Linked DNA regions of Homo sapiens: region 2 is linked to region 1. Evidence: read pairs that join two places in POLR2A ChIA-PET (ENCODE). Cell type or tissue: PC-9. All regions are shown on one strand.

Region 1 (8,000 bases):
TAAAGGAGATTACCCTCGATAATACAGTTGGGTACATAGTTGGGAGATTACCCTCATCCAATCGGTTGAAAGGTCTTAAGAGTAAAACACGTTACCCTGAGGAAGAAAAAATTCTCCCTCAAGACTACAACATTCACTGCTGCCTGAGACTTTCCAGCCAGCCAGCCTACCTTACAAGTTTCAGACTTACCAACCTCCACAACTCCATGAGCGAATTCCTTGAAATACAACCTACTGCTCTGTTTCTCTACAGAACCCAGACAGATAAACCCATGTATCAGAAATAGGCCAGAACAAGATATTAAATAAATCAGCCGACAGCTCTACTGCGTTCTTGCTCACCACACAGCCTTGTAATGGCTTACTCAGGGTCTCAAGCCTCCGGATACCTGAGAAAAAACAGACATCAATAGTCCAGCCACTGGGAGATAACAAATTGTCATCTTTGCTGTGCAATTCATATTTTCTGAACCAAAATACGAGAGCACACGGTCAAACGGATACGAATGTACTTTTGGGGAAAACAGAGGGAATATTTGAAACCTGTTTGTTCCAAAAAGTCTGGGACATAGAGTCATTTTGTTTATATAGCATATGGGCTTGCTTCACCCTATTTCTCCCCACCAGCCAGATACTCTAAATATACCTCACAATGTTCAATTTCTGGACACTGTAAGACCAAGGATCTCCCAATTACTCAACAAATCTCCACTGAGTACCTCAGAAAGCCCAGGCACCATCTCGGCATTTTGGATTAAAGGAAGAAGACGCCACTACTGCTCACTGAAGGTGCACAGCTTGATGGTGGGGGGCAGAGGGCAAGTGGAAGGACAGTCACAGAACAGGAATACCCGTGTCCCAGTAAAGCCCAGTCCCTGGTACCCACACAAGTTTCTACCACCCCACCTCGGAGGCCACATGATAGGGGCCTTCCTTCTGTGCCATTTCATCCCTTCCTAAACTCAACAAAGGCTCTCTGTACTGTTCAGAGTAACTAAACTCATTTCTCTACAGGATCACCTCAGCTGCCCACATCCATGACTTTCAGTCCACCCAAAGAGAAATCACAGGGACAAGGTTCACCCCAGTGGCAGCGTCCTTGGTCAGCCTGGCCCTTTGGCCTGCTCAGACAGGCCTCAGAGGCACCAGAGCTTGTCCTAGGCCCTAGGTTCAGGGCTCCCTTCCTTATATGCTGCTGTTTTGGGTTTTTTTGTTTGTGCGTTTGGGTTTTTTTTTGAGACGGATTCTCACTCTGTCACCCAGGCTGGAGTGCAGTGGCGCTATCTCGGCTCACGACAATCTCCGCCTCCTAGGTTCAAGTGATTCTCCTGCCTCAGCCTCCCAAGTAGCTGGGACTGCAGGCACCCGCCACCACGCCCTGCTAATTTTTTGTATTTTCAGTAGAGACGGGGTTTCACCATGTTAGCCAGGATGGTCTCGATCTCCTGACCTTGTGACCCGCCCGCCTCGGCCTCCCAAAGTGCTGGACATGCTTCTTCTGAGAAAGACTGGAGCTGACAAACATGAACTGCTGCATTCCTCTGTCCTGGATTTGCCTCCCACACTGCACTATTAGCTCTGGAATGCAGGAAGCTGCTTTCCCAGACCCTGATCCAGCTGAAGTGTTCAGTGCCCTTGTGTTGAGGGAAGGAGGAAAGAAGGCAGAGAAAGAGTGAAAGAGGCTTTACAATGAGAAACCCCAGTGGCAAAGTCAAGAGAGCATGAAGAAGAATCCTGGGATTGAATACTGTCAGCTCTTAACTTTTAGTGTGACTTTGGGCAAGTGACTAAAATTTCTGATCATCAGTTTCCTCATCTGTAACAATGGGCTCATAATAGTTCCACTTCCTAGGGATAAAGTGAGACGATGTCTGTACAGCACTCAGTGGAGTATCTAGCAAACAATAACACTCTGTGTATGTTAATTTTTTAATTATAATCATTGTATCATCACTCTTGACCTGCAATTCCTTGCTCACAAAATGAGGAGTTCAACCAGGTAACTCCCAACTCCCTTCCAGTCCAACAGCTCTGTAACTTGCTAAGGCAGAAATAAACTCTTTTAACTTACATCAGCCCCACTTCACAAATGACAATGGACACTAGGAGAGTGGAGGTGCTGGAGCCCAAGTTTGAGTTCTGCCAGATCCAGCAACCAGTTTTGGATGATTGCTAAATCCAGTTGAAAGGCTTCCATCCCTAAATTGACTTGTGTCTTGCATCTTGTCGCAACACTAAGCTAATATTAAATCTTTCATTCAGCACACATTGAATTGCTACTGATTGTCACATTGTGTCTCAGATTAGCTTTATTGCATTATATATTCAGCCACGTACAGCTCGCTGAAACCAGCATCCAGAGTCACCTCTCAGCTCTCTGCAGGCTTTAGAATGTTTTTGGGATTGTGAATTTCTTATAGAATGGGACAAAATTTTCATTGAACAACTGGCAACTTTCATTGGACAACTGACACTTCACAACTAAGGAAAAGAACCTCAAAAGCACTGTCTGCCAGGAATATAAATCACCACTGATCAATTTCAATGACTTCCAGTGCATGAATCATTTTAGTAATAAAACTGTTTGGGAAAAGACTGAAGGATTGTGTCTCTTAATCTTACACACCCAGAATCTGCTATTAAATATGTCCAGGGCAACACTGGGTTATGGATTCACTTGAAGAACCGTTTAATTCCTCAAAACGATCAGGACTCAAGTTGAATTTATAAACGGAATTAAACAGAAGATTTGTTGCTCACTAGAGTAAGTCAGTAGAGCTGAGATATATGGGTGATTTTTCTCCCATTAACGTATCTCTCAATACTCAAAAAGTAATAACTTCTGAAGAATTGCACTTATCCAGGACAAACCGGATAGAGTAACTACAATTCTTCTTCCTTCAATATTCCACATGCTTCTCCTTCCCCAATGAAAGCAATCTTCTTTTTCTAATAGAGTTTGCTTCCATTTCTGTCTACCCCTCCCTCAAAAAAGAAAATTACAAGATTAGCTAAAAATTAGATTGCAGTATATTTCACAAGTTAGTACTTAACTGACCACGTATTGATTCATGACGGTTAATATTGACTCCTAAGTACACTACGAGACCCTTAGCAGTAGAAACACCATCCGGAGTTTTCCCTGTGTTCTCCCACATATCCAGAACAGTGTTTCTCAATCAGGGCAACTTTGCCCTCGGGGGGACATTTGGCAATGTCCAGACACATTTTGATGGTCACGACTGGGTCATGGTAGATGTTACTGGAATCAAGTGGGAAGAGGTCAGGATGCTGTTAAATGTCTTACAATGCTTGGGACAGCCCCCACAACATAGGATTATCCTACCCAAATTGTCAATAGTGCTGAGGTGGAGAAATTCTGATCTGGAATCATTCTGGGCCCATAAAAAATGCTCAAAATGTTTGTTGATGGAATACAACTGGCTCGTGTTCACAGGAAGACAAATGACAGCTCAAAGGGGTGTGGGGTAGTTAGGGGGTTCATGGAGGAGATGGGCTTAGTAGACACTTGTAAGTATGGGTAGAACTCGGATGGGCAGGGAGGAGGAGAACAGGAGACATTTCAGAAAGGGAAAAGCTACAGAAGTATGGCACTCACGAGAGGTCCGAGAAGACTGATCTCACTGGCAAAACCTAAAGAAATGCTTCAGACCAAGGAGATCTTAGTAGAACAGAACTCAGTATCAAATTTGACTGAATAATGTAGTTTGGTTTCAAAAACAACTGACTATATGTTTTGGGGAAGGGGAGTAGGAAAAAATTGTATTTAGCACCATTTATATTTATATAAATAGCACCACTGATTTATATTAGCACCATTTTACAGATAAAGGAAATGAGACATGGAGACGTTAACCATAAACTTGGGGATATTTTTGCTTAATACTTTGGTAAATCTGCTTACTTATTATACCTTTTGACATGGGCTGGGTGTTATTATAGACAATACCGCCAGTGCATGGTAGCCCATGGTGTTTACAGCATGGGCTCTGGTTGAGAAACACTGTTCTGGGTGTGTGGGAGAACTCAGGGAAAGCTTCTGATGGTGTTTCTGTCACTAAGCATCTCACAGTCTACTATAGGCTCACACTGACTCCACCACTTATTAGTTCATGACCTTGGGCAAGGGGCTGGACTTGTGAATATTAAATTGGCTTGTAAGGGTAAAGCAGACAGGACAGGACGAGGCACACAGAATATGCTCAGTCATGTTGGCTGTTTTTATTATCGTCATCCTTTTTAATGAAGGTTCCTTAGCCCTAGCCTACAGGTTTCTGCTGAATTCACCACCTGAATAAGCAGCATCAACTCATCTGGGGGTGGCAAAATGAAAGGGGAATTAGCATACGGCCCAGGGGAAAACTTTCCCTTTGCCCTCTAAAGGATTTCCTGAAAAATCCACTCACAAAAGGCAGATTTATTGAAAGGCATATAAAATTTATTTGATTACAGTTTTACAATGACATGGGAGCCTTCCCAGTGAAGACCCAAAGATACAGGGGAAATTGTCTGTTTTTATGCTTAGGTTCAACAAAGGACGGACAGTGTGTAGAAATACGATGGGATAAAAAAGCTATGATCTAATGCTAAAGACTGCTTGGGGAAACCTAGCAAGGCCTGTCTGGATTCTTAGCCTCTCTGAGCACGCATTCCTTCCTTCTGGGTTTGGGGCAGGGCCTTCTCTGGAATTGCGGTCTTATGACCTACAGTCAAACAAGGTAGATCAGATAATTTCTTTGTGGCCAGTTTTTATGCAGAAAGGTGGGGAGAGGGGAAGCGGGGAGTTAGAGTAGTATTTTTAGGTCACAGGGCTGCCTTTGGGGAAAGGGGGTTCTGGTTTCTAGGACCTGCCTTGGGGAAGAAGCTAGTTTCTATATCTAGCCTTGGTGGAGAAGGAGACTAAGAGACAGGAGAGCAGAAGATCAAAAAAAAACTTTTGCTTCTGAGCTCTTCATTGTGGGGTATCACCAACATTAGCAAGCCCCTTTCAGGACTTTCCCAACTCTTTTCAATAGCCTGTTTTCACAGATCTCTCAAAACTCAAGGATTTCAATGTCACTATTCAAGCTGAAAACATTTTCCCCTGCAACCTCCTTGTTAAATCTGTAGTTTGGACAAGGAAGCAATAAAGCAAGCATGTGCAGGCTGCTGCTTTGAGTAGCCAGCTGAGAAATGATTCCCACTAGGGTGGGTGTGGGTGTGTGTGAGTGTGTGTGTGTGTGTGTGTGTGTGCGTTGTAGGGAGAGAAAAAATGCAATGTACACAGCAGGATGACCCACAGATTCTGAGAACACAGTGTCAGTCTGCAGAAGGCAGGCACTTTTACACTTCTGAGCAATCAGCACCTTTATGTGCAATTTATTTCCAGTTTTAAAAAAAATGAGGTGGGTGGTTCCTCCGTCAAAGTTACCTCCCTGACTTTTAACGGCTCATTAAACGGGAAAGGATTGAGAGGATCCTTAATGGTGAATGGGGCTGGAGGCTCGGCCACTGAAAAGGACTGGGTAGACTGAACCTAGAAAGGAGAAGCTAATAGGGCCCAGAGTGGCTGCCTTCAAATATCTGCAGGGCTGACAGTGTGGACAGGAATTAAATATGCTATGTGTAGGAGCAAGTTGCAGAGAGCAGGTTTCAGTGCAACATACCAAATGTTTTTCTGCTACTTAGAATAGTCTAAAAATATAATCCCCTGTCAAGGAGTAGTGAGTTTCCCATCATTAGAGTTATGCAAGCAGAGGCTGCATGACCATTTTGCAGGGATGTAGTAATTATTTCAAACATTAAAGCCATTTCCAATTATATAGTTCCCAAATTTAAAACTTCCATTGCCTATTTGGACATAAGGGGTAGATTCAGCTTATTTGCTTTGCCTTCTGCAGGCTTGACTCCATACCAGTGATAGAAAGAGTTTCCATCTCCAAGGTGAGCTCCTGTCGATTGTTACTGGATGACTGGACCACTATGTGGAGGTTTCCGAGGCTATGAAATGTGATCGATTAGTGATGCTAAGGACAAAAGGAAAGAGCAAAGGAGGCCCACTTTTCATGTGTATTGTATATGCAGCAGCTATATATAGTTTAGGATAAGATTTTTAAAACATTTTAAATCTAATTTCCCTTCTCGATAAGCAAAATTCTTTCCTTTCCACCATTACGGTTAGGGCATGAGACTTATTGCCTCAGGGAAGGGGCAGCTGGATCTCCCTAGAAAAAGGAGACTATGGGGTAAGGAAGAAAGATATAATGTAGGGCAATTTCCAGCAGACAGAAGGGTAAGTAGCAGCCCTTCTTCAGAGAAAGTGAAGAGGACCGGAGAGGGTGAAATGGGAAGAAGGAGCTTCCAGAGACCTCCCTGCCCTGCCTCCGAGCCTCACTCAGGGCAGGGAGTAAGGACAGATGGAAATCTGGGGTAGGATGAAGGGAAAGACGAACACCAAGGAGGATCCACAGTGCTTCTTGTTTGGCCATCTCATGCTGCCCTACGCCAACCACACAAGGCAGCCACAGCAGGTCAGAATGACAGGGTGGTGTGTGTGAGAGAAGAGGGCCACAGCAGGGGTCCAGAACATCTCTGTTCACAGGTGGTGTGGAAGTGTCTGGAGTTCTCAAATGTGCTAGTGAGGGATACAGAGTTGAGAGCAAGGGGCTGGGCTTGAGTGGCCATTGTGAGTCGCCAAGTGACACAGTTGATTGCCAGAGGTTCTATAAGGCCATTGAGGTCAGAGATGGACATCACATCAACAAGGAAGCCACCAAGCCCGGAAGGTGCTAAAAGAGCACACCCAGGGGACCCCACCATGAATGTGTCAGTAGCAGGTGCACAAGGACAGAGGCCATGGCCAGAAAGAGTCCCGCTGGAGGTCAGAGGAAGCTGGGACACACAGCACTCTCACCAGGAACCTCTCCCTGAAGCAGAGAGGATGCAGAAGCTTCTCTTGTTTGAAGGCACTGAGGAATGTCAGAGGGAGGGGAGACCCTCTGAAATCACCCACAGGGAGTCTGAACTTCAAATTGACTAATTGCTACAAAGGCCATTTTAACCCAGAAAAGACTGAGTTGTTTTTAATTCACAAGTATAAGTCATAGTGTGTGGCATGATGGAAGTGGAACTGACCTTTCCAAATCTGAGTATGGCCACGGCAGCATCTCCACCGTCTCCCTCACACACACATGCTGTAAGTTCATGTGCAGTCAATCATGAGCGCCTGTCAAGGTGTAGCTAGAGCAGAAAGATCTGGAAGCCTTCTTGAAAGCAGAAGGAAAGAAGGAAGACGATTAGGTGGGCGAGAGCATTGGGGGTGTGGTAGGAAAGAAAAAGAGGGAGAAATCCACCTGAAGGATAGCAATAACTAACACTATCGAATGTTTCTCACATAGCAGGCACTTTGCATCCTCATAACTCCAAGTGTGGCCTGGAGACCAGCAGGCATCACCCAGAGCTTGTTAGAAATACAGAATGTCAGCTTACTCCCTAGACCTACTGACTAAGAACCTGCGTTTTAATGTGATCCCAGGTGACTTGTGTGCTTGTTAGAGTTTGAGAGGTGCTACATTACATGATTTAATGTCATTAGTTTAATTCAACAATTCTATCCATTCAAAATGATTTTCTCATTTTGCAGATGAGGAAGCTGAGATCCAGCCAAGTTCACATATCTAGTAAGTGACAGAACCTAGATACCAACCCAAGCATCCTGACTCCAGAGCCTTCTTCGCTGTACCAAAGGCTTAGGTCACTCCACTTGTTTGTTTCTGGTCAAACATGTGTTGACAATTGTGTGGATGCACACCTAGAATGTTTTGGAAAGATCTGTGAAAATATGGCAGTGACAAGATTTCCTTTTCCAATATGTTTTCCAAAGTAAAACACCAGACATTCATGATTCAACCCATGTCTGGGATTCTGCACGATCAAGTGCCCTCAGTATTTTAAGCTTTTGGATAATTCATAGCTATCATGTCTAAATTGTTCTGCTTGTT
Region 2 (8,000 bases), 340 kb after region 1:
AATCTCGGCTCACTGCAACCTCTGCCTCCCAGGTTCAAGTGATTCTCCTGCCTAAGCCTCCCCAGTAGCTGGGATTACAGGCATGCACCACCACACCCAGCTAATTTTTGTATTTTTAGCAGAGACAGGGTTTTGCCATGTTGGCCAGGTTGGTCTCAGACCCCTGACCTCAAGTGATCTAACCACCTCGGCCTCCCAAAGTGCTGGGATTACAGGTGTGAGCCACCGCGCCCAGCCTGGCTAATCTTTCTTATTTTTTGTAGAAATGGGGACTCGCTATGTTGTCTAGGCTGGTCTCAAACACCTGGTATTAAGTAATCCTACTGGCTTGGCCTCCCGAAGTTCTGGGATTACAGGCATGAGATGACACGCCAGCCTTGTTATTTTTTAAAAAAGGAAAATGTAAATATATGCTAACAGACACAAAAATAAAGATGAGTTAAAGTAAAAAGGACGGGAAAATATATAACATCCAAACCCTAATCCAAAGAAAGCTGGAGTGGCTACAGTAATAGCTGAAAAAACAAACTTCAAAACAAAACAAAAAAAATTATGAGGGATAAAGAGGGACATTTCCTAATTCAAGAAGAAAACACAACAAGCCTAAGTATTTATGTACATAAAAAAAGCTTCAAAGTATGTGAAGAAAAAGTTGATAGAACAGAAAAAAGCAGACTCTGTAACTAGAGTTGGAAATCATACCACTCCTTTCTGAACAAGCAGACAAAAAAATCAGTAAGATTATTAAAAACTTAAACACAAAGAACTTGACTAGATAGATAGAATATATTTCTTTTTAAGGGCACATGGAACAGTCACAAAGATAGACCTTAATCCTAGGCCACAAAGCACGTTTCCACAAATTTTAAAAGACTAAAATCTAAGAGTATGTTTTCTGACTACAGGAGAATTAAGCCAATAACAGATATGCAGAAAATCCCCAAATATTAGGAATTTACATTTCTAAGTAGTTCATGGGTCAAAGAAGAAATCAAATGGAAATTAGAAAGTATTTTGAGTTGACTGCAAATAGCCCAGGGAGCTTTTTGGATTGATATAAATGTTCTATGATTATGGAGGTAGTTATACAAGTAAATATACTTCTCAAAATTTATGAATTCGTACACTTAAAAAATTGTTGAATTTTATTGTATGTAAACTATACCTCAATAAAGCTGACTAGATTTTTTTTTAAATAAAAATATTGAGGCCAGGTGTGGTGGCTCACACCTATAAGCCCAGCATTTTGGGAGGCCAAAGAAGACAGCTTAAGGTGAGGCATTCGAGACCAGCCTGGGCAACATAGCGAGATTCCATCTCTATTTTTTAAAAAAAAAGAAAAGAAAAAAGAAAAATGTTGCAGCAAAGTGGTAGGTATATGGGTTTCTGGCCTTCCTACTTTTTCCCTAAGATATAAAATTTATAAAGTTACAAAAGTTATAAAATTTCCCTAAGTTACAAAATTTTTTAAAATCCAGGATCAAAAACAAAGACAAATCAAAAAGAGAATTCAAAATATTCCAAGTTATCTTCTCAGTAAAATAAATGAATTAACATTCTACCTACTTCCAATACTAAGCAGCCTGTAATGATTCAATATTCCTACATAACTGTAGTTTGCTAATAGGACATAAGTAGTAAGAGATGGGGAAATAAAAGATTAAATGACAACCAGTGACCACAGGTCTTAAAAGAACATTGGGGGAAACCAACATCAAGGCAAAATATCCATTGAGAAAACAGCAACTAAGCCATTTTCAAGAACTTCTTAGAAGACCAGAAGGTCCAATTCAACACTGAATCTAAAATAAAAGAAAATATGAGCCATGTGCAGTGGCTCACACATGTAATCCCAGCACTTTGGGAGGCTAAGGCAGAAGAACTGCTTGAGCCCAGGAGTTTGAAACCAGCCTGGGCAACATAGCGAGACCCTGTCTCTATTTTTTAAAAAAAAGAAAGAAAAGAAAATATGGAGGCCTACTACTCACTATGTGTTCAACTAACAAGTTCTTTCAACTACTATCACTGAGACTGGAAATTGTGTTTATGGATGTTTAAGTCTTTATCCAATTAAATCTTGTTCCGTATCTAGCATTTTACAATTTTCTGAACACAGAATCTTGTTAATTCAAACTGTTTTTCAGCGACTAACAGCATAGGTATCTCCGGGGAAAGTGTTAGCAATGCAGAATCCTAGGCTCCCAGCAGATCTACTGACCCCACAAATGACTCAGGCTCTACCCCAGACTACCCCAGAGTGATCTGTATGCACATTCAAGTTTGAGAAGCACTGTAACCTTTCTTCATTCAGAAATTCCGTGACTTCTACCAGCAGCTATACAGGTTGAGTATCCAAAAATCTGAAATCCAAAATGTTCCAAAATCTAAAATTTTTTGAGCTCCAACATGATGCTGAAAAGAAAAGCTCAGCCAGGCGCAGGGGCTCACGCTTGTAATCCCAGCACTTTGGGAGGCCAAGGCAGGCGGATCACTTGAGGTCAGGAGTTTGAGACAGCCTGGCCAACATGGCGAAACACCGTCTCTAGTAAAAATACAAAATTAGCCAGGAGTGGTGGCACACCCCTGTAATCCCAGCTACTTGGAAGGCTGAGGCAGAAGAACCGCTTGAACCCAGGAGGCGGAGGCTGCGGCGAGCCAAGACCGTGCCACTGTACTCCAGCGTAAGCAACAGAACGAGGCTCTGTAAAAAAAAACAAAAACAAAAACAAAAACAAAACAAACAAACAAACAAAAAAAAAAACTCATTGAAGCACTTTAGATTTTCACATTAGGAAATCGTAAGCATAATGCAAATATTCCCAAAATCGGAAAATTTAAAGATCCAAAACACTTTTGGTTCCAAGTATTTCAAATAAGGATACTCAACCTGTATATCCTTATTTCTACACACTTGCTTTAATGTAAGCATTTAACAATACATTAATAGGGATAGGTACACCATGGGTGCTACCATTTAAGCAAAAAATACCTCAACTGATGTCTCAGGCAATATACTGAGTAGAAAAAGTTTCCAAATAACGTAGAAGAAGGGTTGGCAAACTGTTACCCAAAGGCCAGTTCCAGCTGGCCACCTGTTTTTACAACACTGCTATGCTCATTCATTTACATATTTTCTATCTCTGCTTTCACACAACAGCAGAGTTGAATAAGCGAAGTATTACAAAATGTTACAGAACAGGTATTAAATCTTTGGTAAGTCACTTAAACACTTAGTTTCATCCTACAAAATGTTACAGAACAGGTATCAAATCTTTGGTAAGTCACTTAAACACTTAGTTTCATCTGCCTTTGGTTATAATTCACCTTTTTTTCCTCTACAAGAGGAATACTAACCTGAAATCCACAAACCTCTGTGTTAGTTAATTTTAGGTGTCAACTTGACTAGATTAAGGAAGACCTAGAGAGCTGGTAAAGCATTATTTCTGGATGTGTCTCTGAGGGTGCTTCCAGTGAAGACTGGCGGGTGGAGTGGTGGGCTGACTGGGGAAGATCCACCTGCACTGTGGGCAGGCACCATCCAATTGGCTAAAGGCCAGGAAAAAAACAAAAAGGTGGAGGAAAAGAAAATTCTCCCTCTCTTTCCCCTCGGGACATCAGGACTCCAGCCTCTGCGGCCTTCAGCCTCAGACAGAGTTAAAATATCAGCTTCCCTGGTTCCCAGACATTAAGACTAAAATGAGCCATACTACCAGCATCCTAGGGTCTCCAGCTTGCAGACTGCCTATCATGGGACTTTTCAGTCTGTATAATCGTGTAAGCCAATTCCCCTAATAAATCCTCTCTCATGTATCTATCTGTACATATGTATATCCTATTGGTTCTGTCTCTCTGGAAAACCCTCACTGATAGAGTCAGTCCTCTGTATTCATGGGTTCTGCATTAGTGGAATTCAACCAACTGTGGATTCAAAATACTGAAGGGGAAAAAAAATCCACAAAGTTCCAAAAGACAAAACCTGAATTTGCTGTACACTGAGTACTATGCTGAATCCACACAAATGAAGTGCTGGCATTATATTAAGTATTATAAGAAATCTGGAGATGGTTTAAAGTATATGGGAGGGGCCAGGTGCAGTGGCTCACACCTGTAATCCTAACACTTTGGGGGGCCGAGGCGGGCAGATCGCTTAAACCCAGGAATTAGAGACCAGCCTGGGCAACATAGCAAAGCCCCGTCTCAACAACAACAAAAAAAATACAAAAAACTAGCCAGGTGTGGTGGCACACACTTGTTGTCCCAGCTGCTCAAGAGGCTGAGGTGGGAGAATCACCTGAGCCCACGAAGTCGAGGCTGGGGTTAGCCGTATTCACACCACTGCACTCCAGCCTGAGTGAGAGAGTGAGACCCTGTCTCAAAAAAATAAAAAAATTAAAATTCAAGTATGAGAGGGCATTTTGCAGTGAGGCTCAGAAGGCAACAAGCACCCTGAGGTGACCCCACCCAAGGTAACTGGTATGGAGTGGAGGATGAACATGCACCTTCCAAGCAGGGTGTTTCTTTAAGAGTGTCACAGGTGAGAATTCCTAAGGCAGGTCAGAAAGCCCACCCCATGACATGTGCGGCCTGGTCTTGAAAGACGTTTTTCCATCTAGCTGGACAAGGGGAACATTCTCTGAATAGCAACCACACACATGTGAGTCATGGGGTGGAGACTTCTGGTTCACTGTAACCTAGACCAGATTCAGAGGCAGCAGACAGAAATCTTCTAGAAGGAAAAGAGCCTGGTGTTTGTGAAGATCTGCAGATCCTACATGTCAAAGAAGGTTTTCACTAGCAGGAAGGGTGGAAAATACTTCTTGAATAGCTTTGAAGTTTTCAAGCACCAGGCCCCTCCCAATGGGGAAGAAGCCACACCAAAGTACTGAGAGTAGGGAGGCCTTTCACACTGGACAAAGGGGCTGCAAGTGCAGTGATGTGGGAAAGCCTTCAACTGCAAAGATAAACTTGTTCAGCAACAGAAAATCCATGACGGAGTAAAGCCTTAGGAGTGTGGTGAATGTGGAGAAAACCTTTAGTCACAACTCCTACTTTACAGTACAAAGAAGAATTCACAGCAAAGAAATACCTTATAAATGCAGTGATTGCGGGAAATTATTTGGCTCCACCTCCAACCCTCATACTTTAAAGAGGTCATACAAAGAATGAGCTTAAAGCCAGGCATGGTGGCTCATGCCTGTAATTCCAGCACTTTGGGAGGTTGAGGAGGGCAGATCACCTGAGGTCAGGGGTTCGAGACCAGCCTGACCAACATGGTGAAACCCCGTCTCTACTAAAAATACAAAAATTAGCCAGGCATGGTGGTACACACCTGTAGTCCCAGCTACTTGGGTGGCTGAGGCAGGAAAATCACTTGAACCCAGGAAGGCGGAGGTTGCAGTGAGCCGAGATCTTGCTGTTGCACTCCAGCATGGGCAACAGAGCAAGACTCCATCTCAAAAAAAAAAAAAAAAAGAGTGAGCTTAATGTGATAAATCCTTTATTAGAAGATCCTATCTTGTTCAGCAGCAGAGAATTCATAGTGGAGAAAGGCCTTATGAGTGCAGATCATGTGACAAGTCTTTTTATCTATAAAGACACATTTGTTGAGCACCAGAAAGTTCACACTGGAAAAGAGACTTCTAAGTGTTGTAAATGTGGAAAATTCTTCAGCCACAATTCCTATCTTACAGCATATAAGAGAATTCGTGATGGAACAAGGCCTTATGTATGCAGGAAATATGGGAATGCAGAAACTTCCACCTTGCTTGGCACATGAAAGTTCACACAGAGAAAGGCCTTATAAATGTAGAAGTGTAGCGGATGTAAAAAAGCATACAGTCAAGGCCTAACCTCATTAGGCATTAGAGTTCACACTGGACAGAGGCCTTAAGAGTGCATGGCAGATGTTGTCTCATTGTTCAAAATAGCATGATCATAAAAGAGAAGAGCTGACAGTGACCTCTGAATGTGAGCTGTCAGCCAGAAGTTGAACTGCTCCATCTATCCACAATGTAGAGATTACCTACAACTAGGTGAGTGAACAAAACCTGGTGGTTCTTCATCCCCTCCCTCAGAGTGGTTTCAGTGTGGAAATGACCCAGCTCCTGCCCAAAAGACCTGGGTTGGGGTCTGCTGTGGATTTCCAGAGGTCCCCCTTTTTTGTGGACAATGGTAGCTGAGATGGATTTGTCTAGCCAGTTTCCGAATCAGCCAATCCTGGAACTGCCTGCCTCATTCTACCCTGATTTGTGCAGATAAAGGCCTTATTGTTTAACCCTTTAAAACAAAAATAAAGTACAGGGAAGGATGTGCACAGGTTATATGCAAATAGTATACCTTTTTATATAAGGGACTTGAGCATTCATGGAACCAATCCCCATAGATACTGAGGGAGAAACTGCATAACCTCTATAGGGGATTCATGAGCCCCTAAATTTTGCAGGCAAAATTCCAAAAATATTCTTTATTTTCTTTCTTGGCCTTTTATTGGTTCTGCTTTGCATATTTAAATCTTTTATTCATCTATTTATAATTTTATCTGTTTTTTAACTTACTACACTAACTAGGAGTACCAAACCATGCTGAATAACAAGTGTAGGCATGTTCACTTTGTCCCTGACTTTAATAGAATATCTTTAGTTTTTCATTACATTATATATATATATATAAAAATAATATTACACTAAGGCTGTTGCTTCTCATTCTTGTTTTAGAAATCCAATATATTCAAATTCACATTAAAATCTGGCTAACAAACATTTTTAAATGATTTTTTAAGTTTCACATTTCACATATTTAAAGGGGAAAAATTAAAAATCCCAAACTATATATCCTATTTTATTTTTAAAAGTATCCTAATTTCTTAAATGTACCCTGAAATCTTACCATGTACAGAACAATATCCTGATTACATCAATTTCTTGTTTAACTAAATTAAACAATAATGCTTATAAATTGGATGTCATGATAATTAAAATGTATCAAGCACTTGCTATCTGCCAGGCTCTGTACTGCTCTACATTTTTTTCATTTAAACCACCCAATCAAGTGAGAACTATTAGCCCATTTTAAAGAAAACTGAGGTTTGAGTGATATGTAACAAACCCAGTGTCACATAGCAAACAGGAGGCAGTGCCAAGAACTCAACTTTGATTTCAATGATTTCATGTTAATCTACGATGAGTCGAATTACCTTCATCATAAACAAGGTAAGTCACCATATTTCTGATATGACAAAAAACTGAAAAGACAGCCTGGGCAAGATGGCAAAACGCCATCTCTACAACAAATACAAAAATCAGCCGGGCACGGTGGCATGCACCTGTCATCCCAGCTACTTGGGGGGTTGAGGTGGGAGGATCGCTTGAACCTGGGAAGTAGAGGCCGCAGTGAGCCAAGATCGTGCCACTGCAATGCAGCCTGGGTGACAAAGTGAGACCCTGTCTCAAAATTAAAAAAAAAAAAAACTGAAAAGAAAAAAAATTATCAAAATACAGCACATGGCAAAAACCTTTCAAAAACTAAACTGACGTCTACCTCTAAGATGGGGAAAACAAGCAATGCAATACTAAAGAAGAATATACTTCTTATAGACAGAAAAATATACATATACATATACCCTTGATTTCCACAGCTAGTGATTGAAATGGGCATGGTTTACTCCACAGGAGCCCTGACTAATCTTCAACCCTTGTACTGCTTACTACCTCAGTCAGACATCACAAAATTGCCTGTTCCCACATGCAGAGACTGGACCTATCAACTGAGATTTATTTCTAAACTTTAGCAATCAGTCAAGAGCTCAGAAAGTATAGATAGAGCATGTGGTATCATCAAATCTCACTGAAACATGTTAACTATTCACCCATCTCTATCTGAACACAGCTTGGCCTCTGACCCACTCACCTTTGTATCTGGGAATCTCTCCTTGTTATAGATCTTCCTGATTCCCTAGTTCCAAGCTGCCTAATCGTTTACTCCGATTCCTTATCACCTACTCT

The links. Peaks named below come from ENCODE experiments on the same cell type or tissue, not always from the same donor. Only the 100,000 strongest peaks of a DNase experiment are listed, where the experiment ranks them.
Region 2: POLR2A ChIA-PET joins it to region 1 with 16 read pairs; 2 of 35 experiments call an interaction of 5 or more read pairs at or near these places.

What each region holds. Positions count from the first base shown.
Region 1 is chr15:58,388,108-58,396,107 of GRCh38, forward strand. No RefSeq gene overlaps it. Among named protein-coding and RNA genes, the nearest start is that of LIPC, 40 kb to the right of the region's middle. In PC-9, no CTCF peak of the experiment used is centred here; DNase peaks (open chromatin) are centred at 1,594, 4,174, 4,684 and 5,394; H3K4me3 peaks cover 706 bases; H3K27ac peaks cover 6,486 bases.
Region 2 is chr15:58,727,254-58,735,253 of GRCh38, forward strand. All of the region lies in intron 1 of ADAM10 (ADAM metallopeptidase domain 10), which reads right to left. Among named protein-coding and RNA genes, the nearest start is that of ADAM10, 18 kb to the right of the region's middle. In PC-9, no CTCF peak of the experiment used is centred here; a DNase peak (open chromatin) is centred at 4,628; H3K27ac peaks cover 638 bases.